Linked DNA regions of Homo sapiens: region 2 is linked to region 1. A link is a loop called in an ENCODE intact Hi-C map of the cell type or tissue named here. Cell type or tissue: breast epithelium. All regions are shown on one strand. Links, peaks and the distances in the headings refer to the core of each region. The heading gives the core; the rest is flanking DNA.

Region 1 (16,379 bases), core at 7,543-10,042:
AGAATTCATTCTTGAGAAAACTTGCTTGTTTCTCCCAGAAAATCATGATTCATAAAGTATTTTTATATCCTCTAGACAAAATTATTTTATGTTCATTAAAAGGCAGTAGTGAAAATTCAAGAGTATGATCATCTTTAAATTTACAATACTAATTTGAAAGACTATGAAATAAGAGTTAAAAAGGAACTGAGAGAGAAATTCAAAAGTTTGTTGAAAAAATACATTAAAAGAAATTATGAGAAAGTCAAATTATGCCATATTCTTGGCTAGAGATGACGAGATCGCTGATTTTAGCCATTCTTCTCTAATTCCAAAGCAACCAGATTCTTTTTGCTAAGGTTGGGTTTACAAAAATATTGTGAAATAATCAACATGTGTGTGGGTGTTTCCTACCATACCTTGCTCATGGTATAAGTGCTGGGATCATGCTACTCCTTGGAAAATAGTATCTCCCACCATTTTTCTAGAATTTTCCTACCTCATTCCCCTATGAAAACCTACCTTATCTCTGTTCAATTCCCTCAGGCCTTTATGTTGCCCTCCAAATAACAATGGGTAACTATTACCATTAATAATATCACACATATAAATAACATGATTTACAATGTTTTCTACCTGTATTATCTCATCTGATGCTTCAACATTTTACAGCAGGAATTCTAATATGCAAAAGTTGGCAAACTATAGTCTACCACCTGTTTTTGTACAGCTCTAAAGCTAAGAATGATTTTCACATTTCTAAGGGGCTGTTAAACAAATAATATACAATGGAATGTTGTTCACAAAATCTAAAATATTTGCTATCTGCCACTTTACAGGTAAAGTTTTCCTACCCCTGGAATCGTGTTATAATTCTCTTTAAAAGATGAGCAGACAGAGACAAAGCTACATATAGGTGAAGAGCTAGATGCCTTTTGACTTTATTTTCCTGTGTATACCAACCACTCAAGACCCCCCCGTGATTCTTAGCAGCTCATAAAATAATACGGCTGTAAATACAACCAAAAGAGAGATAGTAATATGTAGCGATATATTATGGAAGTAAAATTCCTAAGATACGTTCCAAATAGCTCTTATTGGATGTGCGACATCAGTGAACTTTAGCTGATTCTGATATATGCTAAAGTTTAAATCACATAATCATTTGGTCTTCAATTTCTCATCTGCAAAATTAGAAGGTTTACCTGTGTCACTTGAATCTATTCCATTTCTGCAGAATCTATGTCTCTGAAATGTCAACACTAGCTCAACTGTAGATAACTGTTCCTTCTAGGTCTAAAGTATACTAACTGTTACAATAAAATGTTGCAAGGGGGTCATATCATGACTTTGACTCTTCTGAAGGCTATGAAAGTAAACTGGGAGCTAGTTCAAGAGAAAATAAGACTTCTCTAAACACATATCTATTTTCCTTGACATTTAAGACACTGCAATTGATATTTTTCTTCTAGAGGCTTAACAATTCTATAGGTTTTTAAAATTCCAAAAACTGACAACCAAATTTGGCTTTCAAGGCCATGTGAGCTCCTAGTGGATTGACCCTCCTCATGCAACAGCTGCATAGTGAATCAAAACCAAAATTAAACAAGTAGAAACCACACACACACACACACACACACACACACACACACACACACTACCTGAAAGCTCCGGACAGTGTACAAAAGCAGGCATATTCTAGAAGTAAGTAGCTCATAAAGAATTAACTGGCTCATAATGAGTCTTCTACTTACATGGCTTTTACCTAGGGACTGGCCATGGTCTACACTGTACAGGGTGGCAGAAACCTTGATAGAAAAATCAGGGGTTTACATTCCCAGAGGACAAAGTTTAGGGCAACATCAACTGCCAGAAAATGAAGAGAAAATCCCAGAAAGAGAGAACAAGAAGGGTAAACCACAAATTCTGTGTATTAATTCTGCCAAGATCCCTGCCTGACCCTGAAACACAGAAGCACGGGGCACACTGCAGGCAGCTAAGCTAATAATAAAATAATTAAACTGAGATGCAAGCTGCTACAAAGAGACAGCACTGATAGTTGGAATCTAGCCAAGTTAATTGCTTGTTAAAGCAGCAAATATCAACAATTTGGAGAAATATAAAGAATTGAGAGTTTTTACAGCATGGTATTTCCAATGTTCAGGATAAAATCCAAAATTCTTTGACATTAACAACACGGTAAATGTGATCCATTTTCAGAAAGCAAAATAATCAACGGAGAGCAACCACAAGATAACCCAGTTGTTGGGATTAGCAGACAAATACTTAAAGCAGATATTTTAATTATACTCAGTGAGTTGAAGGAAAATCTCATAATAAATTTTAAAATTTCAGCAAAACTACAGATACTTGAAAACAGAACCAAATAAAAATTCTAGCAGAAGAAGACAATATATGAAATTTAATAATTCATTTCCTGGGAATGACAGCAGAAAGGTGATGACAGAGGAAAGAGCCAATAAAATTTGAAGACAGGTAAATATAAATTATTTAATCTGAAAATGAGGGTAACATTTTTTAAAATAGCAAAAGCCCCAGGAACCAGTAAGGGAAGAGCAAAATATCTCATACGCAAGTAACTAGAGTCTCAGAAGGAGAGGAGAGAGATCATGGAGTTAAAAATATTTAAGAAAATAATATCTCAAGGTTTCCCTAATTTAGTAATCAAGGATTTTGACAAACTTCAAGCAGGATAAATATAAAGAAAATTCAATGTTTGCTTATCATAGTCTAGTTGCTGAAAACCAAATATAAGTAACATTTTTAGAGCAACCAGAGAAAACTTATACATTACATAAAGGAGACCACTGCTTCAAATTATTACTGACCTTTTTATCTGAAACTATGGAAGCCAAAATATATTGGAACAACATGTTTAAAGTGTAAAACAATAAGAACATACAACTGTCAACTTAGAATTCTACACTCAATGAACATATCCTTCAAGAGTAAAGGTGAAATAAAGACATTTTGGATCAAAGGAAACTAAGATAAATCATCACCAATAAACCTACCTCTACTAGAGTAGTGCTAAAGAAAGTTCTTCAGGCTGAATAGAAATGATACCAGAAAGAAATTGTTATCCTAAAATATTAAGAGGATCAGAAATATTAAATATTGTATTATTGAAATATAAAATGTTTTATTTTCAATTTATTTAAATTACATAGTCTTTAAAGCAAAACTTATAACAATGCTTTCTGGGAATTATTTTTTATTCTGAGTTTATTCCCTTCTTTTTTTCAGTTTTATAATGTCCTGCATTACAAGGGAAGGATGTCCACTCTCACCATCTATATTCAACATTATATTGGAGGTCTTAGCCAGTGCAACAAGAAAAAAATAGTGATATTAGAGGAAACGAAGAAGTTAGTCTGCTTTTTTTTAAAATCGTAGATGACATAATTGTTTACAAGGAAAATCCTACAAAATCTATGGAAAAGTTTTTAGAAATAATGGGTGCATTTAGCAATGCCATAGGTTAGTTACAAAATTAATATGCAAACTTCATTGTATTTTCAAATATAAGCAATAAGCAATCATAAAATGAAACTGAAAATTTTACAACAGTATCAGAAACTGAAATACATGGCAGTACATTTAAGAAAAGTGTAGAAGACTCCTATACTGAAAATTACAAGATATTGCTGAGGGAAATAAAATAAGAGCTAAATAAATAGAGATATAGTATGTTTATGAAATGAAAGACTCATTATTGTAAAGATGTTGATTCTCCCTAATACATCTATAGATTTAACACACTGCAAAGACCTTTTTTTTGGTAAAAAATGACCAGTTAATTCAAAAATTTACATGGAAATTCAAAGGACCTGGATATAGACAAAGCAGTCTTGGAAAAGAACAAAGTTGGAGAACGTATTACCTAACTTCATGACTCACTGTAAATCTCTCACTAATCCAGACAGTGTGATACTGGCATAAGGTTCAACCAATAGAGTAATGGAACAGAATAAATATCACAGAAATAAGCACATGCTTTATACAGCCATTTGACTTTTGACAGTAGTCTCTAAGCAATACTATGAAGAATAAGGTATTTTCAATAAATGATGCTGAAATAGCTAGGTACTAATCTTGAAAAAAATGACAGTACATCTGCACCTTATTCCATATATAATAATTAACTTGCAATGTCTTATAGGCCTAAATATAAAAGCCTAAATCATTGGGATTTTAAGGAAATCAAAAAATAATGTCTTTATGACTTGGGCATAGGCAAAAATGTCTTAGATATGGAAAGTAACAACTGTAATGAAAATTATAAATTATCAATTTGTTAAACTTAAAAGCTGCTCATCAAAAGAACAGATGAACCATGAAGTTGAAGTCTGGGAGAAAATATTTTAAAAACATATCTGATAATAAAAGACTGGTATCCAGGTTACATAAGTTGGCTGGGCGCGGTGGCTCACACATGTAATCCCAGCACTTTGGGAGGCTGAGGTGGGTGGATCACGAGGTCAAGAGATCAAGACCATCCTGGCCAACATGGTGAAACCTGGTCTCTACTAAAAATACAAAAATTAGCTGGGCATGGTGGTGCGTGCCTGTAGTCCCAGCTACTCAGGAGGCTGAGGCAGGAGAATCGCTTAAATCTGGGAGGCAGAGGTTGCAGTGAGCTGAGATCACACCACTGCACTCCAGCCTGGCGACAGAGTGAGACTCCATCTCAGAAAAAAAAAAAAAAAAAAGACTGGTAGCCAGGTTATGTAAGTAATTCCTATGACTCGATAATAAAAATGTTAAACAATCCAATAAAAAATAGGTAAAGGATTTGAAAAGAGAAATTCACAAAAAGGATATATGGATGAATGACATGCACAAAAAAGTGCACATCATTAGTCATCAGAAAAATACATTTTAAAACCTCAAGGGGCTACACATCTGTCAAAATGAGTAGAATTAAAAAGACTAATAATATCAAATATTGTTAAGGATGCAGAGCAAGTAGAATTCTCATACATGAAAAGATCTAACGATTGAATATAAACTAAACATACCTACCCTATAACACAATAATTCCAATTCTACCTATTTACCCAAGGAAAACAAAAACAAGTGTTTTATGCATAATAGTCAAAACCTGGAAGTATAGGGAAATGTATCTGAAAGCCTGTAGTATACTTACATAATGTAATATTATCCAGCAATAAAAAAAGAATAAGCAAGTGATACACACATTAACATGATACATTTTAAAAATATTATACTAAGTGAGAGATACCTTACAAAAAAGCACCTACGATATTATCCCATTTATATGAAGTTTTAAAAACAGGTCAATATAAAACATAGTAGAAAGAATCAGAACAATAGTTGTCCTTGGCAGTAGAGGAAGGGATTCCTTGGGAAGGAGAGTGAGGGAACTTTCTGAGGGGATGATAAAGTCTTTGTACAGGGTTGGGTTATATCAATACATACATTTGCCAATGCTTATAAATTTAAAAAATATTCTAAATATGCATGCTCAAGTATTTAAAGGAAGTGTACAGATGTCAGCAATTTATTTGGAATTATATCAAAAACATCAGATGGATTAATGAATGGAAAGATGGATAGATGAATAGATAAATGAAAAATAAACATAGTTAAATATTCATGGTAGTATTTAGGTGGTGGGTATGTGAGTGTTTACCATAATATTTTTTCCAATTTTCTTTATGTTTAAAACTTTTCATAAAATTGTTGAAACAATTTAAAATTGTTAAAATGTTGGAACAAAATCAGAACTATTTGTGAGAATGACTAAAATGTAATCTTATTTAAAGCTCTTGTTGGGTTTGCTTGAAGATGTTTTAGAAAGCTTCTTTGTGCCCCATTCAATTAAATAAGCATCAGGGGAAATTTCAATTCCATATTAATCTCTATAATCTTAAAATATAATTCTAATGATATTAATCTAAAATTATCAACAACCCAATTAGTAATTTACAGATAAACTAAATTATTCATGAAAAGGAGAGAAAAGCACAAACTAAGTCTAATTGTTTTCTACAGAAATTCAGATTTAATCCAGAGTGAAAACTAGAGAAGATGGTCTCTGGGAGAAATGTGGCCTGATTGGTTCTCATATGAGGAATAAGCTCCAAGTCCCTCAAAGGCATTATCCATTAACAAATATCTTCTTGCTCTCTTTGGCTCTCTATAGGAATTTAGACATGAAAGAGTGGAATATATTCTGTTTTAAAAATATTATTGCAAATTGTTGCACCTGTGCATCTCTTCCAGACTACTTTGAAAAGGGACTTTCCAGCTATCAGTACACTATCTCACAATTACCCTTGAACCAGAAGACAATGAATGATTTGCTAAACAGATGGCATAGTCTATGACATGCATCATATGTGTGAGCAATCACAGAAGGTATGACTTTTCTCATGAAATATTTTCAGACAAATATTTTAAGTTAATCTAACATTCACTAAATCTACCTACTGATTTTAGGTAGATTTTCTTTCTCCAAATATACATTTTTAAATAAAAATTTTCATTGTATTGCATTGTATTTTATTGGTTATCAACAGCACCATGTTCTTAGTTTTTTTAAAAAAAATGTTTAATGAGTTGTAATATTTGTGTCTTTAAGCAAGGGGTTCCCTCATTTTTCCTGTCTTTTCTGGCTTGATTTGAAGTTATTCCTGGGTATCAATATTCTACACACATTGTCTACTGCTTACCTCCAACACAGCAGTTTTCACTGTCATGTAATTATTTGTTTGCTCATCGCTCTTCCCCATGACCATCAACTCCTTGAAGGTAGGGCCATTATTTATACATCTTATAACTGAAGCTTACAGCATCAGATCAGTTATATGATCAGAACACAATGTTTGTTGTAGAATAAATGAATAAACTTTGTTAATTCACTCAGGTCTAACTAGTCTCCTACATGATGAAATATAGCTAAGAAAATTCAAAGTAGAGTTCCACAAAAGAAAAACAAAGTAAATATCAATTTATTAATTTATAATTTGATCCAAAGACCAATTTCCAAGAGGCTCTCTCAGGTACCAAATTGCTGAAGTCCTTTTCTAGGACATCTCCCTTCCTGGTGTCAAAGTACGTGGAAAACTGAAGCTTTAAGCAAAAGATGGCTTGGGTATATATTTAACCTAGCTTCTGTTGAAGCATCACTAGTCTGCAAATACCACATTTCTCTAGTGACCATCTTCATGTCTCTGAGCCTTAAAGAATACTGGTTAAAACACTAACAGATATTATGTTTCTGAATATGTGCTTTATTTGCTAGTTATCCTATTTCTAATGACATATTCAGTAGATTTGTTTATGTTGTAAAATGAAGTGCTATCAATTTATTGTTATCATGAACAGTCAGAATAAATATTGAAACCTCTTATTTGGGCAAAAACATGATCTGGCTCATTTTACTTTCTTGACTTCATCCCATAGTGTTCTCATTTTCTCACACTATGCTGTATACCTATGAGACTCCTGTATATGCCAAGCTTATTTCTATCTCAGGGACTTTGCACCTGCTATTACCCTTGCTTAGAATGTACTTTCCCCACCCCCATTCAGCCCCATTTAGGCATGGCTGTTTCCTTCTCTGAATCCAGGTCTCAGCTGAAATATAACCTCCACAGTTATTCAGTTATTCTCTGTCACATCACTAAGAGTTATTTTGTTCATAGCATTCATCACCAGATGAAATTATCTTTTTTATTTATTTCGCTTATTTATTTGTTGACTTTTCATTTGAATGAAGGCTCCATATGAAATAGAACCTTGTGGCAGTTTTTCACTACCGTAAAATCTGCCCCAGTGTTTAGAAGAATGCTTGATATTTAGGCCTTACATGCCTCAATATATTTGCTTAATGAATGACTAAAGACAGAAGACAGTCTTCTCTCATCACCTGTTGATATTTACACCGATTTTTGGAGTCTTGAGAACATTTGCAGTCTGCAACCTCACTTACCTTTCAAATATTATCACCCACTAATCTCTTCTTGTTATTTTCAGTTTCTCTGTTAGTCCATCTATTGTGATCTACAGATAATTTTAAGTACTTTGAGGTTAGGGCTTTTTTCTTATTTTTCTTTAAAATTCTGCACCCTTGTCTCCTCAGTAGTGATTGTGGTTTTTTTTTTTTTTTTTTTGAGACGGAGTCTCACTCTGTCACCCAGGCTGGAGTATAGTGGTGTGATCTCAGCTCACTGCAACTTCGGCCTCTTGGGTTTAAATGATTCTCCTGCCTCAGCCTCCTGAGTGCCTTGGGTTACAGGCGCCCATCACCACGTCTGGCTAATTTTTGTATTTTTAGTAGAGTTGGGGTTTCACCATGTTGGCCAGACTGGTCTTGAACTCCTGACCTCAAGTGATTTGCCAGCCTTGGCCTCCCAAAGTGCTGGGATTACAGGCATGAGCCACCGCACCTGGCCTTGTGTGTTGATTGTTTAATGGTTGCCCTTCCAAGAGAAGATGCCCTTTAGGCAGCTGGAAATATAGAACTACTCTGTAGTAAGAAACAGGGTACTAATTCACAATAGGAAAAACATGGAAACAGCCTAAATGCCCATCAACCAAAGAGTGGATTAAGAAAATGTGGTATATATACACCATGGAATACTACTCAGCTAATAAAAGGAATGAAATAATTGCATTTGCAGCAACCTGGGTCAAGTTGGAGACCATTATTCTATGGAAAGTAACGCAGGAATGGAAAACCAAATATCGTATGTTCTCACTTATAAGTGGGAGCTAAACTATGAGAGTAAAAAAGCATAAAAATAATATAATGGACTTTGGGGGACTCGGGGAAGGGTGGGAGGGGGTTGAGGGATAAAAGACCACACATTGGGTACAGTATAAACTGCTCGGGTGACAGGCACACCAGAATCTCAGAAATTGCCACCAAGGAATTTATCCATGTAACTAAAAAACACCTGTTTCCCCAAAACTACTGAAATTTAAAAAAAAGAAACGAGGTGCTCAGGTTGGGATTCAGTAACATGGGGATGAAACTGTGAGGTAAAATTCTCACTACCAGTTGAGTACCAAGAGGAGCAGAAGATCCTGGCAAGGAACTCTGTGAGATAAATTAGGAGAGGCAGAAGCAAAACAGGAGAGTATTCACTTAGAGGAAGGGGGAAGGTGGGAGTGGGGAAGTTATTAAGACAGAAACAGGATATAATTTTAAGGAGTTAACAGCAGTGGATTTGGATAGGAAAAGCAGTTTCTCTGAAACTGTGCAATCAAAACATGATTACAAAATGTTCTGGAACAGAGTATTTAGCCATATATTTGGCATTAAAAATTCCTTCTTTACTTCCTTAGCAAGCAAAATATTGGATAAATTATTGTGATTTAATGGACTAAATGGTTTGACCTAATTTTCCAGATGGAACATCCACACAAATGTATTTCTATTACCTTAGATTTATTGGTTTCAAATGTAATTGTATCTGGATGTTCTTCATTTATCTGCACTTCATTTTATTTCCTGATAACCTCCTACATTTCAGTACCTTCTCTTTTGCTATCATCTTGCCTCTGCACCACTCCCAAAGTCATTTTAAAATGCCTGGTGGTGATGCTAGTTCATTGGAATATATTGAAGAGATCTCAGAGAAGGCACAATGTCCATAGATAAAAAGGTAGGATATGGTAGATAACAATTCCACCCTTCCATTCTTACCTTAAGAAGGGAAGAAGGATGTGTCTACTGAAAATCTACCCAAGGTGTCTTGTAAAGGTAACCGGGAGGAGAGCAAGCTTTCTTGGAACATTAGACCCTTGGGATGAGTGTATAAAAGCAAACAGAATTATAACTCTTTTCAAAGAAGTTAATTAGTTCATTCAAGTTGGGGTTGAGTGGAAAGAACACGGTGTTCTAGTGCCAAATTGGTCATCAATTGGTTATATAATTGAATCAAGTTACGTAGCTTTCATGATTTCAGTTCTCATGTTTGAGCGATGAGAGGCCGAACTAGGTGGCCTCTAAGATCTCGCTGAGATCTAACATTCTGTCATCCTTCACAGAAGACAACTTGAATATAAAAAATAAAATAAAATACAGAAATGAAAAAAATCAGTTTGTTAGCTTTCCTGTTTAGATATTTAGTCCAGAACATTTCTGTTCTTAAAGTTTCCACATTTTGAAATCCCTTAATGATTTCAGAATTTCTCAGTTATTTCCATTTAAAAATTATGCAATTTTTCTTGACTGCTAAATAAACAAAACACAGAACACATTTAGAAGAATTTTCAAAAACTAAAAGGGAAGATAAATGACAAATAAAAATTTTCCAACTTGGTTAATTCCTAAGTTATACTTACTGTTAAAAACCAAAACTTCACAGTCAAAACAGAAGGGAGAGTTGAGGCAATGATTTTGGTTACTGTCAGGATAGGATAAAAAAGAATTTCCATAAATAATATGATATGGTATAGAGAGAAGCATGTTTTCTTTATTTAGGCCCACAAGCCTAGAGAAAGAAGGAGAGAGAGAGAGAGAGAGAGAGTCCTAATAATAATCTTTGGTGATTTTTCTACTTACTGGTTTAGGTGTATTAAAGATATTAATCTACTGCCTATTATAGATATTAATTTGCTTAGTAGATGAACAATATTATGATAGCCAATAACATATTATTTTACTCAACAATTGCTTTCCATAGGCATTCATGATTTTATTGGTACAAGAAATTAAAATACCAAGCTACAGATTAGTAGTTAGAGGAAATATGTCTAAGGTCTCATATGCACCTTTCTAATAAACTATGGTTTTTAAAGTCTCCCGTTAATAATTTGAAACAGTTGGATTATAGTGCATTGATTGAACTGCAGATCCAGTTAACGAGGACTCTTCTATGTACCTAACAGTTCCGTCCCATATCATAATGTTTGAGGTGTTATACTTACTCCTGTAAATGCTTTCTGGCACACCGGACTTTATGCTTCAAGAATTTAGTTATAAAAGCAACAGAATTTCATCAGAGACCTTAAAAAAATAAAGAGACGAGAGAAACTATTGTTGTCTATAAGGGCCTGCTTTGGGAAAGAAATGGAAGAAACTTTCACAAATAGGTCATCTTGACTTTATGCCATAACTAAAATGAACAAATAAATAAGAACCTAATTTTAGTAGTAGAATTGTGGAATCAGAATGAAATAATTTTGCCCAATTTTATGTTCTTTGGAAAAGTTTTAGAAGTCAGAAATGAGATTTCAATTTATTGAGAGCTACAATCACATGAGAATAATCCAAATACTAGAAACATTTTTTTTTGTTTCATGAAGAAGGAAATATTTGTGCAATTTTTAAATGTTATATTTATATTAAGAATTAAATATTTCCATGGTATTAAGTGACAAACAACAAGCAGACAAAAATTATAACAAAGAAGCAAATGAATTATAACAGAAGTTATTAAATTAACCAGCTGTTCATTCTAATGTACAAGTGAATGTTGGAACAAATTAAGACTAAGTCACTGTGTTATCCAAATTAGATATTGTATAATTCTCAACGGAACAGCTATTCTTATCATTTCCCTTGTATTTTTTTCTTACCTGAAACCTTATTAAGCACTGAACATTTGTAAAACATTCATTAAGAGTAGCAATATTATAAAACCTCTTTTCATCATTCAGGATGTTTCACAATATTAACAATTTTAAAAGTATTCTAGAATATAATCAGATTAAGCAATTAAATATGGACAATGTGTATGGGCACCTAAGATGGCTTAAATTTACCATTTAATTACATTTCTTTTCTTCAGGCAAAATTCTCCTTCAGAATTAGATTAAAAAGAAGACTCTTATATGAGTAGGTAAAATAAAACTTCCTTTATCATCTTATCTCATATAATCTATTTGCTTCCTAAAAAAATTCATGTTATCCTGGCCAGGTGTGGTGGCTCATGCCTGTAATCCCAGCACTTTGGGAGGCCGAGGCGGGTGAATCATGAGGTCAGGAGATCGAGACCATCCTGGCTAACACAGTGAAACCCCGTCTCTACTAAAAATACAAAAAATTAGCCGGGCATGGTGGTGGGCACCCGTAGTCCCAGCTACTCGGGAGGTTGAGGCAGGAGAATGGCGTGAACCTGGGAGGCGGAGCTTGCAGTGAGCCGAGGTCGCGCCACTGCATTCCAGCCTGGGCGACAGAGCGAGACTCCGTCTCAAAAAAAAAAAAAAAAAAAAAAAAAAGCTTCTGTGCAAATTGTAATATGACTCTTTAAATAAAGTTACATTTCAATAAGTTAGTTAGAGCCTGAAGTGACATAACTAAATGCAAAATTATATTATCTTTGAATAATAAGGAAAAAACTTATAGTTTATAGACTCATTACTATTTCTTATGAACAGTTTAATTGCCAGGACATATGGTCTACAGATCCCTTCAATTTCGTTTTAAATAATTTCATGATGTGGTTTTTTTTTTTTTTTTTTAAAGCTAATCAGGTAATCACAGATTGATATTGTTTGGCTCTGTGTTCCTACCCAAATCTCATCTTGAATTGTAATACCTATGTGTCAGTGGAGGGATCAGGTGGGAGGTGATTCCATTATGGGGGCGGTTTCCTCCATGCTGTTCTCCTGATAGTGAGTGAGTTCTCATGAAAGCTGATGGTTTTAAAGTGTTGCACTTCCTTGTTCTTGCACAGACTCCTTCCTGTTGCCTTGTGAAGAAGGCTCCTGCTTCCCCTTCACCTTCTGCGCGATTGTAAGTTTCCTGAGGCCTCCTAGCCATGCTTCTTGTTCACTCTGCGGAACTGTGAGTCAATTAAACCTCTTTCCTTTATAATTACCCAGTCTCAGGTAGTACTCTTTATAGCAGTGTGAGAAAGGACTAACACACAGATTGATTACAATGTTAGAAATATTTTTTAGAGCACATTTTTCTCAAACTTACAACAATTTAATTGGCTGGGCGCGGTGGCTCACGCCTGTAATCCCAGCAGTTTGGGAGGCTGAGGTGGGTGGATCACGAGGTCAGGAGATCGAGGCCATCCTGGCTAACATGGTGAAACCCCATCTCTACTAAAAAAAAAAAACCAAAAAATTAGCTGGGCGTGGTGGCGGGTGCCTGTAGTCCCAGGTACTCGGGAGGCTGAGGCAGGAGAATGGCGTGAACCCGGGAGGCGGAGCTTGCAGTGAGCCGAGATTGTGCCACTGCACTCCAACCTCGGCGACAGAGTGAGACTCTGTCTCAAAAAAAAAAAAACAAAAAAAAAATAATTTTTTTGCTTCAACACATCAATAATTCTGGGAAAAATCATGGTGGCCTGGTCGCTTGGGCTATATGTAAGAAACTAGGGATGTGGTGATGCTTATCTCCCCCACCCTGAATTAAAATCACTCTTCTATGTAATTGGTTGACAGCCTTTTTGTGTGTGGGACACCCTTTTGAATACAACTGTTGCTGAAAATTTGTAACACTTGAAAGTCTCAAAACAAATCAGAAAAATTTACAATAAAAACATTTCTGCTTATAACAAGATCTCACAGACTTTAGAAAAGCATCCATAGATAGTACATTATTTATTTGATTGCTTTTCTGAACCGTGCCTTTGAGAAAAACTCTTTGCTGTTCTACATTCTGTCTTATAGTCACAAAGCAAATTTCTTGTCTAGTCTTGTAAATACATAATTTTTCTTCAATATTGTTTGGACATTATGCCTTCTTATCTTTTCCTTAGTGCTAGCTGTATCCCACTTCGTCAAGTCTACTCTAAGTGCTCACATTATAATATTATGTAGCTGCATTTCTAACAGAAATGAGTTTTTCACACTGAAAAATTCCACAGTTCCGAGAACATTCCCAGCAACACCATGAGACACAGCATGTGAGAGTTGAGAAATGCTCGTCCAGAATCTAGTCTGCTTATATGTCCCTTTCATTGACTCCTGATTTATGCTTTTATACCCTGTATAAATTTCCCATTGTTCTGCATCATTTAATATTTTCCAGACATGTAGTGAGCATTGCTTAATTTCCCCTTTTTTGTTACTATTGAGTAGTTAGCCTTTTAAGATCTCCTTTTACTAAATCTGCTACCAATGATTGCTTTTCTTTGGATTAACTCCAACTTTTGTAGGTACCTTATCATAGAAGTAGAAGGGAAATTAAGAAATCTTTAGATCTAGGCTCCTAAAATAGGGGCAAAGAAACACAGCAGCATTTGGAGTATTCTCTTCTCTTCCATTCTTTTCTTAGTCTAGAATCTAGACCATCTGAGTAGCTTTGGAGGGAGTGCCATTTCAGAGCCTAAGACTTGGTGTAAGTCCAAAATCATAATGTTTAGGAGCCAATTTTAGGCAAAATTGGTTTATTCAGTAATGATATAATGCCATTACATTATTTCCCAAGGACTTATTTAAGATTTAATTTTCAATTGATAATCTATGGGCAATATATTGTCATATAGGGAAATTAAGAAAGCTAATTTTGGGGAATGTAAGAAAAACCAGCACATAATTAAAATTTTTAAAATTTATTTTTACTCTATATGAAGCTAGTCAGATACTAACTAAGAAAGAAGAGACTATATGAAAAATTAAAATATCAAAAGTTAAGGGAAGTATTGGAAAGCCAGACTAAATGAAAAGACTAGCCGAGTAAATGAATAAATGGCATACAATTTATATATAAATGCTTGGTTGAATGCTTACAATAACATTTGTGGAAGGAAAAATAACCCCATCACTTTCAATCTAGTATCCTTATTTTGTAGATGAGGAAACCAAAGTCATAAATGGTTAAGAAATTTGCTGTCACACAGTCAGTTAAACTGACTCCTTGGGTCTTGATCAAGTGCTAAATAAACCAGAGAATATGAAATTATACCTTAAAAATAAATTATATAAACACTAATGTTAAAAACAGTTATAAACTTGCAGCATTGTGATTAGAGGACATACAAGTTTTTACAGGTATAATTGTGGTAATTAGCTCCCAAAAATTTCCAAATGAATACATTCATATGAATATTTGAGAAATATGGTAAATATTGATAACGATATGGAGAAAACTTATTTAAAAGCTGTATTGGCATAACTAAAACGATACAGTTTAATCTTAAAAATGTCAGTGTAGCATATTCCATTCCAAAAAATACAATTTTATCCTAAGACGTACTAAAACCGAGCCTATTTCCCAGTCAGAAATATAAATTTATTTTTCTCCTGGTGATGTTTTGAGATAGACCCAGGAGCCTTTTCAGAAAGAAAATTGGTGTTTGGGTAAAGGGACACAAAAGTACAAGAAAGATAGAAAGAATACCAAAAAGTACAGCTATGATTTGTAATAGAGTAACTGAAGGCAGCCCCTGGAATGATCTTTAAAAATAAATGAGATCAAGTTCTGCTCTTGCTCAAAATTGCTCAATGGCTTTCCAAAGTTAAGTTCAATAGAAAGTCTTTCCTATGGCCTGTAAGGTTGGCCTGATTCCTCTTAGGTGACCCTTCTCTCCTCTGACTCCACCATAGATATTTTCCCTTTTCCCCAAGTTAATTTCCTCCTTGGGGACTAAATATTTTTCTTGGGGCCTTTTGGACTTTGCCTCCAGATGTAAGCATGGCTGATGTCTGCGCACCAGGCAGATCTCTGTGCACATGTTGCCCCAGCAGAATGGTCTTCCCTGTCTAGAACAACCTTCCACACAGCTGTCTGACATTTTTCTCCCGTTTTATTTTCCTGCCCAGCACTTACCACTACCTGGAATTATATTATCTATTGCCTGCCGCCCCCACGAGGATATAACATCCGTAACGGCAGAAATTAATACTTTGCAAAAACATATGTGTTTTCACTTATATAAGAATAATAAGATTTATTTTACATTTACTATGACTTCTGCATTACAAGTTCTTTTACACGCATTGTTTCATTTAGTCTTCATACTAACCTTATTAGGAAAATACTATTATTATCGTCATTTGCACATGGGCAAATTGAAGCTTATAGAAGTTTAAAATGTGTTATTTTATTACAGTTGTTACATATCTGGGACAGGATTCAAACTTAGGTCTTTTTGGCTTTAGGTCCTGAGCTGAAAAGAATATGAGAAATCGGATTTTACGACATGTAAGTGACATAAATACTCATATATACAAAGTGAAAGAGCTAAGGCAGAATGCAGGTATCATGACTCTCAAGGAATAGAATTACAAAGAGAATTTTTACAGAGCACTAAAGTATTACATTGTTGAAGATGAACATAGCTGAATATGTGATAAGCTCTTAAAAATAAAGCGTGCACTGCACGACAGCATTTTGGTCAATGACGAACCACATATGTGATGGTAGTTTTATTGGAGCTGAAAAATTTCTATCACCTAGTGATGTTGTAGCCATCTTAACATCACAGTGCAACTCATTACTCAGG
Region 2 (16,379 bases), core at 9,334-11,833, 170 kb before region 1:
CCAGTTTCTTTCTGACCCAGTCAGATGTGCGAGGCCTCTAACTGGATCCAAGTCAGTTAATTACTGGGTCAAATGTGATCCTGGACCCAGTCCAGTTTCTGTCATGACTTCCAAAACCAGTTTGGATCACAAATTTGCTCAAAGAAACTCAGTGAGCTCAAAACACAAATCCGTGGAGCTCTGAAATGCCAGAGAGAACTTACCACAATCCCCAGCTGCTCCAATAGATCAGTGAACACAAATGGGTCCTGTAGGTACTTCACTTGGTCGCTCAGCGCTCCTGAGGGTCGTTGGAAGCTCTACTTCGGATCCCATCCTCATTGCTATCTAATAAAAGAAAAGCTGGGCCAGGCGCGGTGGCTCAAGCCTGTAATCCCAGCACTTTGGGAGGCCAAGGTGGGCTGATCACAAGGTCAGGAGATCGAGACCATCCTGGTTAACACTGCAAAACCCCGCCTCTACTAAAAATACAAAAAATTAGCCGGGCCTGGTGGCGGGCACCTGTAGTCCCAGCTACTCAGGAGGCTGAGGCAGGAGAATGGCATGAACCCGGGAGGCGGAGGTTGCAGTGAGCTGATATCACGCCACTGCACTCCAGCTTGGGCAACAGAGCTAGACTCTGTCTCAAAAAAAAAAAAAAAAAAAAAAAGAAAGAAAAAGAAAAGCTTCAGCCAAATTGTTACAATTGTTAACTAATTTAATGAATGATTCATGAATTGGGCAGCCTTCACAGCCAGAGTAGTCTCTGAGACTCCAGAGCAGCCACATGGTAGATTTATGGACAGAAAAAGGAAAGTGACATGTAGAAAATTGAAGAGAGGTAAAGAAACAGCTGGATTGGTTATAGCTCAGTGTTTGCTTTATTTGAACAGGTTCGAACAGTTGGCTACATTTGACTGGCCAGAACTCGGTGATTGGCACAGGTGTAGGCTATGGTCTGTTTATACCTTCACTTGTTATAGTTCAAGATGTATAGAAACACCTTTAGGCCTGACTTAAAATATGTAGGAAGGAAGCTTTATGCTAAACTTGATTTAACAATTCCTTTATCTGAGGTTATAGTTCTTTTTGAGTTGAAACTTTATTAAGGATATTCTCCCATTTGGCTTTTCACCCTTTGTAATTCCAAGACTTCGCCGCCCCCCTTATTTCTCTCTTCATGGAAATAGGAAACTCTGTATGCCTCCAAGGATCCTTCTTTCTCCAGATACCCGCTGACAGTTCTCTCGGTCCTCATATTTACTTTACTATTTTTTAGTTATCTCTTTTTATGAAAAGTATATTTAACATTTTCAACAATTTAAGTATATATACATTTGTATTTAGTGGAATGGTATCAGGCTGTCTAGTCTATCATATTGTCAGAATTAAAGAATTTAAAATGTTCATTTATAAAATTCAAATTTACTATACTAATATAATATTTTCTCATTCCTAGTTTTTCCTTTCTTATTCTCTAGACATTGAAGAAGTAATAGTTGTTATCTTCAAATCTTACCCTATGGAACTAGGATGCACTGAAAGAGGAACAAAGCAGACACACATCGCCTTGGCGTGTTAATGAGGTGTCAATACAGCTCTTTGCCAAGAATAACTCCTGACTTAAGATGATGCTTGAAATCTTCCTGTGAGTCACTATTCTGGGTACCTTGAAGACAGTTGTTAAAAACCAAATATGTTCTTACAAATTGGTGATATATTAATTCATTGTCATACGTTAATGCATGTTTTGTATAAATTTATGGGATACAAATGCAATTTTGTACATGCATAGATTGTGTAGTGGTCAACTCAAAGGTTTGTATAGCATCCATCACCTGAATAACATATATTTACTCATTAAGTAATTTCTCATTTTCTACCCTCCTTTTCACACCCCCATATGCTAATACCTCAAAAAAAGAATTAAGGACTTGAATTTGGTAAGTTGGATTGAGAAAAATAAAAATAGTGTGTCATTTCAAAGTGAAGGTTCATTTGGAGTGTCTAGAGAATAGAATTTATTGAAAGCAAGAAAGATGGTTCCAAAGAGTGTTCGAGGAATGTTAAAAAAAAACTTTTGAGATATCTTTCATCATTTATAATATGATGGTTATAATTGTAAAAAATTTACAAATGTTAAGGATGATGATTGGGATTTCAAAAATTTAAGAATCAGTATGTTTAATAACAATATCAAGCAGTATTCAAGAACAAGTAAGTAGACTTCGAGCAAGACGTCATGCCATCAAATCTGTGCAGTGAGATGGTTGATGGGGAGAAGGAAAGGCTTTCTAAGGAGTTGGAAAAAAGTATGAGACAGAAACAAGAATGGCAGAGGTGGAGGAAGGCTGGTTAATAAGGCCAGCCCCACTGAAATGAGGGGTTAATTCTGAGAATTAATTATAGATAAGGTTGGATAGGTATGTGGGTAAGTGGAACCCACGGAGAATCTGGAAAGCCTGATGGTTCTATTACCAATAGTATTAGAAGTTATGTTCCAATTTTCATTTTGAAAGGAAAAACCAAAGTAATTATACTAGTTTAAGTAAATATTAGCAATTTTATTTTGACTGTGCTAAAATAATCATCATATACACACACGCATACACATTTGTGTGTGTGTGTGTGTGTGTGAGTGTGTGTTTGTAACGTCTCTTTGGAGGTTGGTATTATTATCCCCATCTTACAGATGAAGAAACTGAGTCTTAGATTATTTGACTGGCTTGGATCAAACAGCTAATAACAGTGGAGATGGGACATAAATCCAGATTAACTCCTCAGCCTTCGTTCTTAACCATTATGCCACATTGCCTCCAATTTCTAGTTTTCTTTCTCTCCATTCCTGGAAACACTTAAATAATTACTATCACAGTGCATCCTATAAAAAACATTAGCGAATATTCAGTGAAAATACAAATTAACAACCAAGGTTGGTGGATTAAATTTACTTGAAGTCAATGTTGCACCATATTGGTGGACAAACTTGCAAAAAGAAAAAATATGCAACTTCCTCTTAAATATATTGACCTCCATCTATACCAGAATGCTTTATTTTCTGCATATCTAATGATATCTGTTAAACAATCATCTGTTTTTTCAGAGGAGGAAGAAAAGGGCTGCTCTATTCATGAGCTGGGTGAACAGTTTAAAGCATTCACTAGAAAAATGAAGAAAATTAACACAATTTGACAAGCTGTAGGAACTTTCATGCGATGTGACATTTTAAACCAGTTCAGTAAGGAAAATACATAATTATTCCTCATAACTGTCACATGAATATAGCAGCCACTCTAAATGCTGGTGAAGAAAATCAATCTGAGAGCAAACAAGATCCATCAAACTGCTTGCATAATTCAATGGCCTGTAGAAAAAAGTATTCTTCCCTTTTGACTCAAATATTAAAGGAATTGTGCTTTCTACCTTATTATCTCTTCTCCATCCTCCTCTCCCTATTTCTAGCTTACCTGCACTAACACACATACACACACACACACACACACATTCACTCCCTCATCTGGTTTCAATAACTCACAATGATAATAGTCACAGTTGATTTCAACAATTCATAAGCTAGAGTGCTCCACCTAGATCTATTGTTTTCAATAAAAGCAGCAGAATATTGACATACATTATTTATTTATAATAATTATAGTTATTATATTCTGTAATTTATGCATTGTTGTGGAGCATTTATTATGTTTGATTCTATCATCACAATTCTCTATTTGCTATTACTCAAATTTGCTTAATGTTGTACTAATTTCTCCTTGGCATGTAATATTTATGTATCTTTCTATGAAGTCTGTCAGTTCTTTTTGTCTCTTGGGTAGTATCATTTCTTCCAACAAGGACCATTGCTTTATTTAATGAGTCTGTTTTTTGAAGAGCATAAACTACTGCCCTTGAATGTACTATACCCTAAATCTGTTTTTATGTTCTCATAGTTTAAAATTCATGATATACACAGTGAGTGTATTACATTTTCTACATGTGGATTAGGGGTGATCCAGCCATCATCTAGTTTATTTGGCAGCCTCTAGTTTTTTCCCCCTGAAAATCACAACCATATTGTTATCCATGATCTAATAATGTTATTACTATCACAAATCTAATCATGTTATTACTATCTTCATAAATTAAAAAAAACTCTCCATAACCCAAGGGCATTTCTCAAAATTTTATCTACCTGATGTTATCTATATTGCTTCTAAAATAAATAAAACAAATCAGATAACATTTTAAAAAGTAAACAGATTTCAAGATCAAACACATTGTGAAATATTCATATTATCACTCCCTCTTATAATTTTATTATATTATAACAATTTCTATAATAAAAACAAAATTCTGCTTAATTTGGATTAACTCAGCATTTCCCAAAGTTGACTACACACACACACACACACACACACACACACAAACACACACACCACAAATACACATATTTCAATGGTGGTGGGAATATTTCTTAAAATTTCATGAGCCTCTATTTTTGTGGAAATGATGAATCTACAGTAAGCAAATCCACAGTCTTCTGCATGACACAAGAGGCCTTGCCCAGTGGGGCCACTGCCCACTTCTCTCCCTGCATTGCCATGATGTGCCAACGAATGATGTGCCAATCATTCATTGCACTCTGGGGTCCAGCCATTTATAACAAATTGCAGTTTCCCCAAGAGGCAAGTGTTTCCACAACTCTTTGCATTCACATATACTTTAGTCTCTCTTGGGAAAGTTCTTTGTCTCCTTGCCTATCAAACTAACTTCTCATCATTCTTGCTTCCATTTTGAAAAATAACTTTTTTGTGACAGCTTCCCTGACCCCTTATACCATAAAACCTATTTATATAAAATTAGCTTTTCCAAAGTGTTGTATGAGGTATGATTCTAGTTGGTACTCAAATGAAGAATTTTTTATGTTAATAGTTATGTATTTATTTTAGCATGTATTAAAAACATACTGGTTTTCTATCATAATGATTAAAATTAGCTTGTGTAATACATTGAGTTTATCTTAAGAAGTAAGCCAACTTAAATAGAAATTTAAAATAAAAACAGCTTATTTGGATATGGCAAAATAGCATGTAAATGATCATCACTAACTGATTACATTATTAACACTTATCAACTGATTCAAAATTGCAGGGCCCATGATGAACATCAGAGGGCGCCAAATCATAAACACTTTAAGACATAAGCATGTTAAAGATGACTTTATTTCAATGGTAAATTCAATGATGATAATAGCTATCATTTCTTGATTAGCTATTTTGTTTTAAGCACTTTGTTAGGCAATTTACATATATAAACTCATTTTCTTCTCACAATATTTATTAAAAGTAACTATTATTATCTCCATTCTATAAATGAGATTATTTCAGATAATAACAATGTTTCATTGTTTTGTTTTTGTTTCGATTTGTTTTTTGCATTTAACATTGTTCAATGCACTGTGCTAAGACATCGACGTAAATGACCTCAGTTATAATCTGCAGTAACCCTGTGAGTTATGGTATATTGCATTCCTTGTTTGTAGATGAAGACACTGAAGCTTAGAGAGATGAATTAATTTGCTCAAAAGTACATGGTAAGGCAGTTATTCATGGAGATAATTATGTCTGAAGCTAAATCCTCATATTTTACTAAGGCAAATGACCTTTCAAGGATCTCAGAATAAATTCTCTCCCTTTATCTCTTTCTGCATCTTCATGTGCATTAAATACATAACATCTGAGGGTGACATCAGCAAGATGGCCAATTAGAGTTACCTGGATTTCATCCTCCCCACAGAAAGGAAAAAAACAATGAATAAACAACTATATTTCAACTAGAGTGACTGAGGAAGAAAGCTGAGAGCACCAGGGGAACAGCAACAACTCTGTGGAGTACAAAAACCCAGAAGAGTACCATAGAGAGGAAAGCAAGGCATCCTCCCTCTGCCACACTGTCTGCCACACTGTCTCCCACACAGAGATCAACTGGGAGTCAGAGGGAACTTCTTTCTACAAGGAAAAGGTGAGCTGGAGAACCCTAGTGGCCTCCATTGCTTCCACATATGCTCACAGTCCTTGCTACAGGAGAGCACCTCAGTTCTCACAGGCTCTGAATCAAGTCTGCAGTGTAGCTGGGAGTCTGCGCAGCTGCACTATTTCATAGTAAGACCCTTCTTGAGCATGCCCCTCCACCACAACCTACACTGTTATAGTTTGGTGCCATCTTGAAACTGGGACTACTATTAGAGTGTGTCCTGCTCTATGGTCACTAGCAACTGATTCCATTGCTGAGGCCCTGCTGTTGTGCCACTGTGTTCACACAAGGGCCTGCAACACCATGGTTCCAGCTGTCTAGAGTACAAACCAGATGGAATGGCCAAGAACCCAGCATATGAACCCATACAGCATATCACCCCCTCCAGAGAACAGGTGGAACTGCATACAGGAGAAGCTGCTGAACAGCCTATCAGCCACTAGGCCTGCACACACCCACACTGCACAGCTAGCAGATCCAGCAAGCTTTGTGGGCTCCCACCTGGCCTGACAGCTGGTCCTGTGGCAGCCTGACCTGCAGGATATACTGCTGCATCCTGCCCAGCTCCACTGTGCCCATGAATACCCATGCACAGCCTGACAACTGGTTCTGCAGTAACCTCATCCCTCTGGACAAGCTACCACAGAGCTACCTGGTCTTGAATGCACCCAATGCACCCACTAGCACCCCTACCTGGCCTCTTACCGCAGGTCTGGGAGTAACCCTGCCCCCTGAACAGACCACTGCATAACCGCCTGGCCCCATTGAACCCATGAGTGCCCATGCCTGGCCTCTGACGGCCAGCCAAGCAGCTGCCACTGCTTCCTCAAAGAGCCCACTGAACTACCTGTCAATCCTCCACAAATATATTTTTCTGGCTCAACATCCAGCCTGGTGCCCCCATCTTCAGCAAAACCACACCATCACAAACACCAGCAGCCTAGGCCATTGAGGCAATCACAGACATATCTGACAAGGATTACAATGGAAGAAACTACACAGAGACCACACTCCCGAGTTCACGCAGAACCAAATCCAACTCTACAGCCAACCAGCATCCTAAAACCCACTTAAAGGAAAAAGTTTCTCACTCAAAAGCTACTTCAAAAAACTGGAAAAAGTGACTTTTATAGTAGATTTGCAGATATCAATATAGAAACACAAGAAACATGAAAAAGGAAGAAAATATGACACTCCCAAAACTCAAATAGGCCTCAAGTAACAGATCCCAAAGAAAAAGACATTTATGAAATATCTGAGAAGGGATTCAAAATAATCTTAAGGAAACTCAGTAAGATAGAAGAGAACACAGGCACACAATTCAATGGAATTAAGAAAACAATTTATGGCCAGGTGCAGTGGCTCATGTCTGTAATCCCCATACTTTGGGAAGCTGAGGCAGGTGGATAACTTGAGGTCAGGAGTTTGAGTCAGGCTTGGCCAACATGGTGAAACCCCACCTCTACTAAAAATACAAAAATTAGCCAGATGTGGTGGCACATGCCTGTAATCCCAGCTACTTGGGAGCTGAGGCAGAAGAACTGCTTGAACCTGGGAGGCAGAGGTTGCAGTAAGCCAAGATCACACCAATGCACTCCAGCCTGGGTGACAGAGTGAGGCACAGTCTCAAAAAAATTTTTATGATCTGAAAGAGAAATCCAACAAAGAGATAAATATGAAAAAGAATCAAACAAGTCTTGGAGCTAAATAATTCAATAAATGAATAAAAAATATAATCGAGAGCTTCAACAACAGGTTAGATCAAGAAGGAGACATACTTTTTGAACTTGAAGACAGACCTTTTGAAATAAGCCAGTCAGTGGACAAAAAAAAAGTAAAGAAGAGTGAATAAAGTCTATGAGACTTACGACACATCATTAACTGCACAAATATTTGCATTATAGATACGCCAAGGAAGAAGAGATGGAGAAAGGCACAAAATCCTGTTTAAAGAAATAATAACTGAAAACTTCTCCCAAGTATTGGAAAAGATATGGACATCCAGATTCAGGAAGCTCAAGAGTTTCCAAATAGATTCAACCCAAAAAGATCCTCTCCAAGGCACATTATAGTGAAACAAAGACAAAGAGCAAATTCTAAAAGCTGCAGGAGAAAAATGTCAAGTCACATATAAGGGAATCCCCATGAGACTATCAGCAGATTTCTTAGCAGAAACCTTGTAGGTCAAGAGAGAATGAGTCATATTTTCAAAGTGCTGAAAGAAAAAAAGAAAGTCAGCCAGTAACACTACGTCCAGAAAAGAAGAGGGAACTCATCACCACTAGACCAGTGTCTTAGTCCATTTGCATTGCCATAAAGAAATACCTGGGGCTGGGTAATTTGTAGAGAAAAGGGTTTATTTGTCTCAGAGCTCTGCAGACTATACAAGAAGTGTGGTGCCAGAATCTGCTTCTGGTAAGGGATTCAGGGAGCTTCCACTCAGGGCAGAAGGTGAAGGGAAGTTAGTGTGTTACATGATGAGGGTGGGACCAAGAGAGAAGAGAAGGTGCCAGATGGTTTTTGACAATTAGATCTCCTGAAAACTAAGAGTGACAACTCGCTCATTATTGGGGAAATGGCATCAAGCCATTCATAAAAGATCCAGCCCCATGACCTAAACACCTCCCACAAGGCCCCACATCCAACATTGGGGATCAAATTTCAACAGGATATGTGGAGGGGAAAAATATCCAAAATATGTCAACCAGACTTACAAAAAATTCTTAACAGAGTGTTACAACTAAAGTGAAACAACAATAATCACTGTCATAAAACCTAAAAGTATAAAACTCAGGACTAGGATAAACTCATAAATCAAACTCAGATTACCCCAGTTATGTAATGGTGCTATGTAAATCTTTTAACCCTCTAGTATGAAAGTTTGAAGCCAAATGGTCAAAAAAAACAACAGCTACTATTAGTAGCTAAGGGACACATAACAGATGAAGAAATACATTAAAGCAACAAATGTAAATTATTTGGGAGAGGGAGAGGGAGAAGGAGAGGGGAGGAAGTGTAGAGTATTATTATATGACCACAGTTAAGTTTCTAATAAGCTTAAAATAGTCTATTATATCTACAAGACTCTTTGTGTTACTCTATGGTAACTACAAAGAAAGAAATTACAGCACATACACAAATGAGAGAGAGAAAGGAAACAAAGTTTAACACTACAAAAAAACAAACCAAGCAGTAAACAAAAAGAGAATAGATCTACAAAACAACCAGAAACAATTAAGGAAATTGTGAAAGTCCTTATCTATCAATAATAACTTTGAATGTAAAGGAATTAAATTATCCATTTAAAAGATATTGAGTGATTGAATGGATAAAGAAACAAGACCCAACTATATGCTGCCTAAAAGAGACTAATCTCATCTTGAAAGACAAACATTGGTTGAAAATGAAAGAATAGGGAAAGATATTTCATGCAAACAGAAAGCAAAAGCAAGCAGAAGTAGCTATATTTACATCAGATAAAATAGACTTTAAGACAAAAACTATAAAAAGCGACAAGGTCATTATATAATGATAAAGGAATCAGTTTAACAAGAGGATATAACAATTATATCTATATATGCACCCAACACCAGAACACACAAATATGTAAAGCAAATATTATTAGATCTGAAGGGAGAGATACAGTGTAATACAGTAATAGGGGACTTCAACACCTCACTCTGAACAATGAACAGATTATCTAGATGGAAAATCAATAATCAATAAAGAAATATCAGATTTGAACTACCTTAGACTAAATTAACCTAACAGATATTTACAGAACATTTTATCTAACAGCTGCAGAATACATGTTCTTCTCAACTGTACATGGAACATTCTTCAGGATAGATCATATATTAGGCCACAAAACAAGTCTTAACAAATTTAAGAAGATAGAGATCATATCAAGCATCTTTTTGAACCACAACGGTGTAAAACTAGAAATCAACAAAAGAAACTTCAGAAACATTACAAATACATGAAAATTAAACAATATGCTCCTAAATAACCAACGGGTCAATGAAGAAATAAGGGGAAATCTACAAATTCTTCGAAACAGATGAGAATGATGAGCACATCATACCAAAATCAATGGAACACAGCAAAAACAGTTCTAAGACAGAAATGCACAGCAACAAATGGCCACATCAAAAAGAAGAAATATTCCTAATTAACAACCAAATCATGAACCTCAAAAAACTAGAAAAGTAAGAACAAATTATATTTCTTTCAAATTAAGTTGAAAGAAGGGAGGAAATAATAAAGCTCAAGGCAGAAATGAATGAAATAGAGACTAAGAAAATTCAAAAGATCAATGAAATTGATATGGTTAAGCTTTGTGTCCCGTCCCAAACCTCATCTTTAATTATTATCTCGTGTCGAGGGAGGAACCTGGTGGGAGGTGATTGGATCATGGGGGCAGTTTCCCCCATGCTGTTCTCATAATAGTGAGTGAGTTCTCATGAGATCTGATGGTTGTATAAGTGTTTGGCAAGTTCTTCCTTTGCTCACTCTCTCTCTCCTGCTGCCTTGTGAAGAAGGTCCCTGCTTCCCCTTCTTCCATGATTGTAAGTTTCCTGAGGCCTCCCCAGCCATGCAGGACTATGAGTCAATTAAACCTCCTTTTTAAATAAATTACCTGGTCTCAGGTAATATCTTTATAGCAGTGTGAGAATGAACTAAAACAGAAATGAACGGTTGGTGTTTTAAAAGATAAACAACATCAACAAACTTTTTAACTACACTAGCCAACACAAAAAAAGAAAAGATACAAATAAAATCAGAAATGAAAAGGGGATATTACAACTGATATCACAGAAATAGAAAGGATCATAAGAGACTATTATGAACTACTATATACCAACAAATTTGAGAACATAGAATATGTGAATAAATTCCTGGACAATACGGCCTACCAAGATTAAATTATGAAGAAATAGAAAATACGAACAAACCAATAGTTAAGTGAGGAAATTGAATCAGTAGTAAAAAGTCTTCTATCCAAAAGAAAAAAAAATCTAGACTTGTGTCTTCTCTGCTGAATTCTACCAACCATTTAAAGAAGAACTACCAGCCTGAGCAACAAAGCAAGACCTGTTTCTACAAACATAAAAAAATAAATAAAAATAAAGCTTAGCCAGCTATGGTGGTGGATGCCTATAGTCCTAGCTACTTGAGAGGCTAGGGTAGGAGGATTGTTTGAGCCCAGAAGTTTAAAGGTGCAATGAGCCATGATCACACCACTGCACTCCAGCCAGGGCAACAGAGTGAGCTCATATCTAAACAAATAAATAAATCAATTTTATGAGGCCAGCATTACCCTGGTTTCAAAATCGGACAAAAACAAAACAAAAATGAAAACTGAAGGCCAATATCCTGGATGAACATAGAGGCAAAAATTCTCAACAAGATAGTAGTAAAACAAATTCAACTGCACATCAAAAAGATAATTCCCTATGAGTAAGTGGGATTCATCTAAGGTTGCAAGGATGATTCAACATATGCAAATCGATAACCATGATACATCACATTAACAAAAAGAAAGACAAAACCTATATGGTCATTTCAACAGATGCAAAAAAAGCAGTTGACAAAAATCAACATACTTTATGAATAAAACTCTCAACAAATTAGGCACAGAAGGTGTGTATCGTAACACAATAAAGGCCATATATAACAAACTCACAGCTAACATCATACTGAATGAGGGAAAAGCTGAAAACTTTTTCTCTAAGACCAGGAACAAGACAAAGATTCCCATTTTCACCACTTCTGTACAACATATTAATAGTACTGGAAGTATTAGCCAGAATAATTGGGCAAAAGAAAGAAATGAAAAACATCCAAGTTGGAAAAGAGGAAGTATATCCTCTTTGCATATGACATATCTTACATACAGAAATACTCCACCAAATACTGTCAGTATTGATGACTACAGTACTCCTAAATACTCTACCAAAAACCTGTTAGAATTAATAAACAAATTTATTAACATTGCAGGATACGAAATCAAAATACAAAAATGAGTAGTGTTTATATATGCTAATAGCCAACTGTCAAAAAGAAATCAAGAAAGCAATTCCATTTACAATAGCAATGAAAAATAATATATCTAAGAATAAACTTAACCAATGGGTAAAAGATCTCTACTTGGAAAATTATAAACATCGATTAAATAAATTGAAGAAGACACAAATAAATAGAAAGATAACTAACCTGCGTTCGTGGACTGGAAGAATTAATGTTGTTAAAGTAGTCATACTACCTAAAGAAGCGGGCAGTATGAGTTCCTCTGTATGTGTCTGTGTTCTAATCTCCTCTTCTACACCAGTCCTTTTGAATTAGGGCCTAATACGATGACCTCATTTTAACTTTATTGCCTCTTTAAAGACTACACATCCAAACACAGTTACATTCTGAGATACTACAAGTTAGAACTACAACATTTGAATTGTAGGAGGACACAATTCATCTGTAACAAGTGGTAAGAACTGTAATATGACTATTACATAAGCTAGCTTCCATTTTTCCTCCCTACTTAATCTATGGATTGGCAGGTGGTGGCATTAACATTGTGCTCATATTTTACATCTGTTTCTTCACAGAAGGGCTCCTAAGGATAGTTTCACTTTTGGAACCAGGAAATTATTTTTTAAATTTAATCTACTTTTATCATTTATTTTACCAAAATACAATTTTAAAATAAAACATACCTTTAATATGTATGTCTATATATGGGTACAGGCATGTACATATATGTACATATACATATAGATACATACACTCACACCACCCATTGTACTGGGAGAGCAGCTTACTCTGATACCCTTACTCTACCCAAAACAAGATAAAACCTCAAAAAAACAAAACCATCTGGGCCAGATGCAGGGGCTCATGCCTGTAATCCCAGCAGTTTGGGAGGCTGAGGCAGGTAGATTGTTTGAGGCCAGGAGTTCAAGACCAGCCTAGGCAACATGGCAAAACACCATCTATACTAAAAATACAAAAATTAGCCTGGTGTGGTGGTGCACACCTGTGGTCCCAGCCACTCTGGTGGCTGAGCTATAAGAATCGCTTGAACCCAGGAGGCGGAGGTTGCAGTGAGCCATGATCACAGCACTGCACTCCAGCCTGGGTGACAGAGAGAGACTCTGTCTCAAAACTAACAAACAAACAACAACAACAAAAGGCAACCCTCTGGTTTGCACAGTTGGCCAGTTTTAGAAGTGTACTCTCATCTTTGCCAATTTCAAACTGCCAACTTGATGTTACTGAACATAGTCTAGAAGAGACTCTCATAGTCGACTCTCACAAACCGACAGAAGCAAGCTCTAGAACATACACATACACACGACTTATGTCTGGGGTGTGTGTGCACGCGTGTGTGTGTGTATGTGTGTGTGTATATGTGTGTATGTGTGTGTGTGTATTGGAGGCTAATGTAATTATTTTGCCTAAAATGTCTACAAAATTGTCTTATGGTCCAGGCATAGTGGCTTACACCTGTAATTCCAGCACTTTGGGAGGCTGGAGCTGGAGAATCACTGGAGACCACGAGTTTGAGACCACTCTGAGCAACATAGCAAGACTCTGTCTTTACAAAACCTAAAAAAATTAGTTGGGGTTGGTGGTGCATGCCTATAGTCTCAGCTACGTGAGAGGCTGAGGAGAGAGGATTACTTGGGTCCAGGAATTCAAGGCTGCAGTGAGCTATGATTGCATCACTGGACTCCAGTCTGGGCTACAGGGGGAGACCCTGTCTCAAAAAAAAAAAAAAAAAAAGCCATATTTACCTTTATTGTTATACTTATCCCAACCACCCTGTATTGATACCTCCTAGTTCCATCCTTTTACTTCAGCCATATAGAGGCAATCAGTTGCTAGCAAGTGTAATCAGTCAACACCTTTCCTCAGATTTCTGGTTACCTTATGGTTACCTATAGCTTTAAACACATTTGTTCAGCCTTAAAGAAATTTTTGGGTTGAAGATTTGGAGTCTTTTTTTTTTTTTTGGTTTAAGAATAACAGCACCAGCCGGGCGCGGTGGCTCACGCCTGTAATCCCAGCACTTTGGGAGGCTGAGGCAGGCAGATCACCTGAGGTTGGTAGTTCAAGACCAGCCTGACCAAAATGGAAAAACCCTGTCTCTACTAAAAATACAAAATTAGCTGGGCATGGTGGCACATGCCTGTAATCCCAGCTACTTGGGAGGCTGAGGCAGGAGAATCGCTTGAAACTGGGAGGCAGAGGTTGCAGTGAGGGGAGATCGTGCCATTGCACTCCAGCCCGGGCAACAAGAGTGAAATTCCATCTCAAAAAAAAAAAAGAATAACAGCACCAAGTTAAGTTGGACTGTTCATCTGGGATAGGTTTCAGATGAACATTTGATTGCCTTTACTACTTCTCACTTCTGTTCCTGGACATATGCCTAATAATTAGATTATTGCTATTTTCCAGGTCTTTGTATTTTATCTGTGGGGAATATAAGCAGTAAGAAAAATGTTCATCAGGGCTCTTAGCAAAGATCAAAGAGGTATTTGAAAGTGTTTTCTAATAATCTGGTAATTGTTTAACAACATGTGAAGTGTTCCAATAGAAACTTCTTATTGCCTCCAGTGGACTTAAAAAAATCAGATTCTGCTTTCTTTTTATTTTCATAGTTACTATTAGTCTAATACTGAGTTAAGTTTGAATGCAAAGTAATAGAATATGAGAACAATTGGATCAACCAATCCTCTTTAAAATGCTTTTCATTTAACAAAATGCCATCAGCATTTAGCCACACAGCAGATTTAATACCCAGTCACTGTGAAGCAACTCAGAGAATAATGGAATGATTTGGAGTGCCGCTGGTGGTTACAGGAAATTTTACAGTGATGTGTTTGGTGTTTAGCTCACAGATTTCTTCCTCAGAAGACTGAATGGTTCTAGCAATGAGCTAGCAACATGACTCCACAAGTTCTTTGAGAAGCCTTTATTCGTGTTGCACAGGATTTCGGCTTCTGGCCTCCTGGAGTTAATTGCAGCCACCAGTCTTTCCTGCAGAGCCAGCTGCTTTTTATGGTCAGAGGAGATAAACAGAGGCTCAATAGGAGATCTATTTCTAGGCATTGAAAGGGCCTCTGTGCCGCTGGTTGAGGGGAAAATCATCCAATCTCCCTCATGAAATGCCTGGACCATTTCTTGGGGCTGTCCTCCTTAAACTGGCACTTCCTGTACCCAGTTTAAATAGTAGATAGGCTAAAAAATATAAGCCTTAAAAAGTCTTAAGGTATGAAATCATGTCTAACTGAGCAAAACAACATTCAAAGTTGGCAAGCTAATATGTGTTCATTCAATGTTGAATTAATGGCCAGTATGGGAAGCATATTAATTGGGGGCGGGGGGGAAAAAAATCACAATTATAACCCAGCAGTTGTCAATAACATTTTCTGGGTTAAGAGTGATTTGCTTGAGGGAAGGGGGAAGGGAGTTTCCATTCATTGAATACTACTTTGGGCTTCCTACACGAACGGTATCCAAAGTACACTTATTCCCATTTTATAGTTGTTAAAGCAAAATTTAACTTTATAAAATTGTAAAAGAGGATTATAATTGCTGTAGTTTGATTTTATTGCATATTATTGGTTATATAATATGGTATAAGTATATGAGAGAGCTGGTTCCCCTCATAGTCAAGGGAAGGAAATTTGGCTCCAGGGTTGAGCACCTGGTCCGAGGCTGCAGCACCCAGGAGGAGGCACAGAAACCAGGTTTTTCGACTCCTGAATCAATGCTCATTTCACTACCCAGACCACCTTATTTATATGATGGAAGTTTCTTGATTAGGAAGCAAGTCAATAACAAAACCCCTAGTTTCAGTTGTAGCATTAAGAATAAATATCTTCTTTCACAATGATTTTTATTTCTGAAAAGAAATAGCCTTCTGTCAAGAAACAATGCACTTTTAAGATATTTTTCACTATTACCAATTGATTACATAAAAATGCATACTGTAGAAGGAGATAGAACGATTTGATTCCAGCTCTAGGAAATAAATGTGCTGCTCAAATGATTTTCTAATAAGATAGCATCTGCTTATATTGCTATTTAAAAACTATTTAGGTCCATTTAAATTAGTTAGAATCACCTTCACAAATAGGAGTGTGCCTTTAAATTCAATGCATTACATATGGAAATAGGTTCTCTAAGGTTTACAGACTTTTGAATTTTAGTGTAAGATGTTGTCGCCTTTGTTCTGTAATAAAAACACACACATTTTCTAGAAGGAAAACTCTGCCTGTATCAAATTGGTTGTATGTCCCCTGCATCCTAAAACCAGATTATTCCGAGGAACAGTGGATGTGGAGTGGGTTTTCTACCATGGAAGG

What was found. A loop is a pair of places that touch in the nucleus more often than their neighbours do. Peaks named below come from ENCODE experiments on the same cell type or tissue, not always from the same donor. Only the 100,000 strongest peaks of a DNase experiment are listed, where the experiment ranks them.
Region 2: it touches region 1 in a loop (19-fold over the local background); 1 of 110 quality-filtered maps calls a loop at or near these places.

Annotation. Positions count from the first base shown.
Region 1 is chr6:124,931,395-124,947,773 of GRCh38, reverse strand. It overlaps RNF217-AS1 (RNF217 antisense RNA 1), which reads left to right. Exons shown (of 7, transcript NR_026876.1): 3 at 2,335-2,475; 4 at 12,657-12,766; 5 at 16,036-16,078. Among named protein-coding and RNA genes, the nearest start is that of RNF217, 23 kb to the left of the region's middle. In breast epithelium, for the core only: no CTCF peak of the experiment used is centred there; no DNase peak of the experiment used is centred there; H3K27ac peaks cover 1,731 bases.
Region 2 is chr6:125,103,213-125,119,591 of GRCh38, reverse strand. LOC124901394 (a long non-coding RNA gene) reads left to right here. Exons shown (of 2, transcript XR_007059735.1): 2 at 1,461-1,965. Among named protein-coding and RNA genes, the nearest start is that of TPD52L1, 42 kb to the left of the region's middle. RefSeq lists a silencer at 13,953-14,186. In breast epithelium, for the core only: no CTCF peak of the experiment used is centred there; no DNase peak of the experiment used is centred there.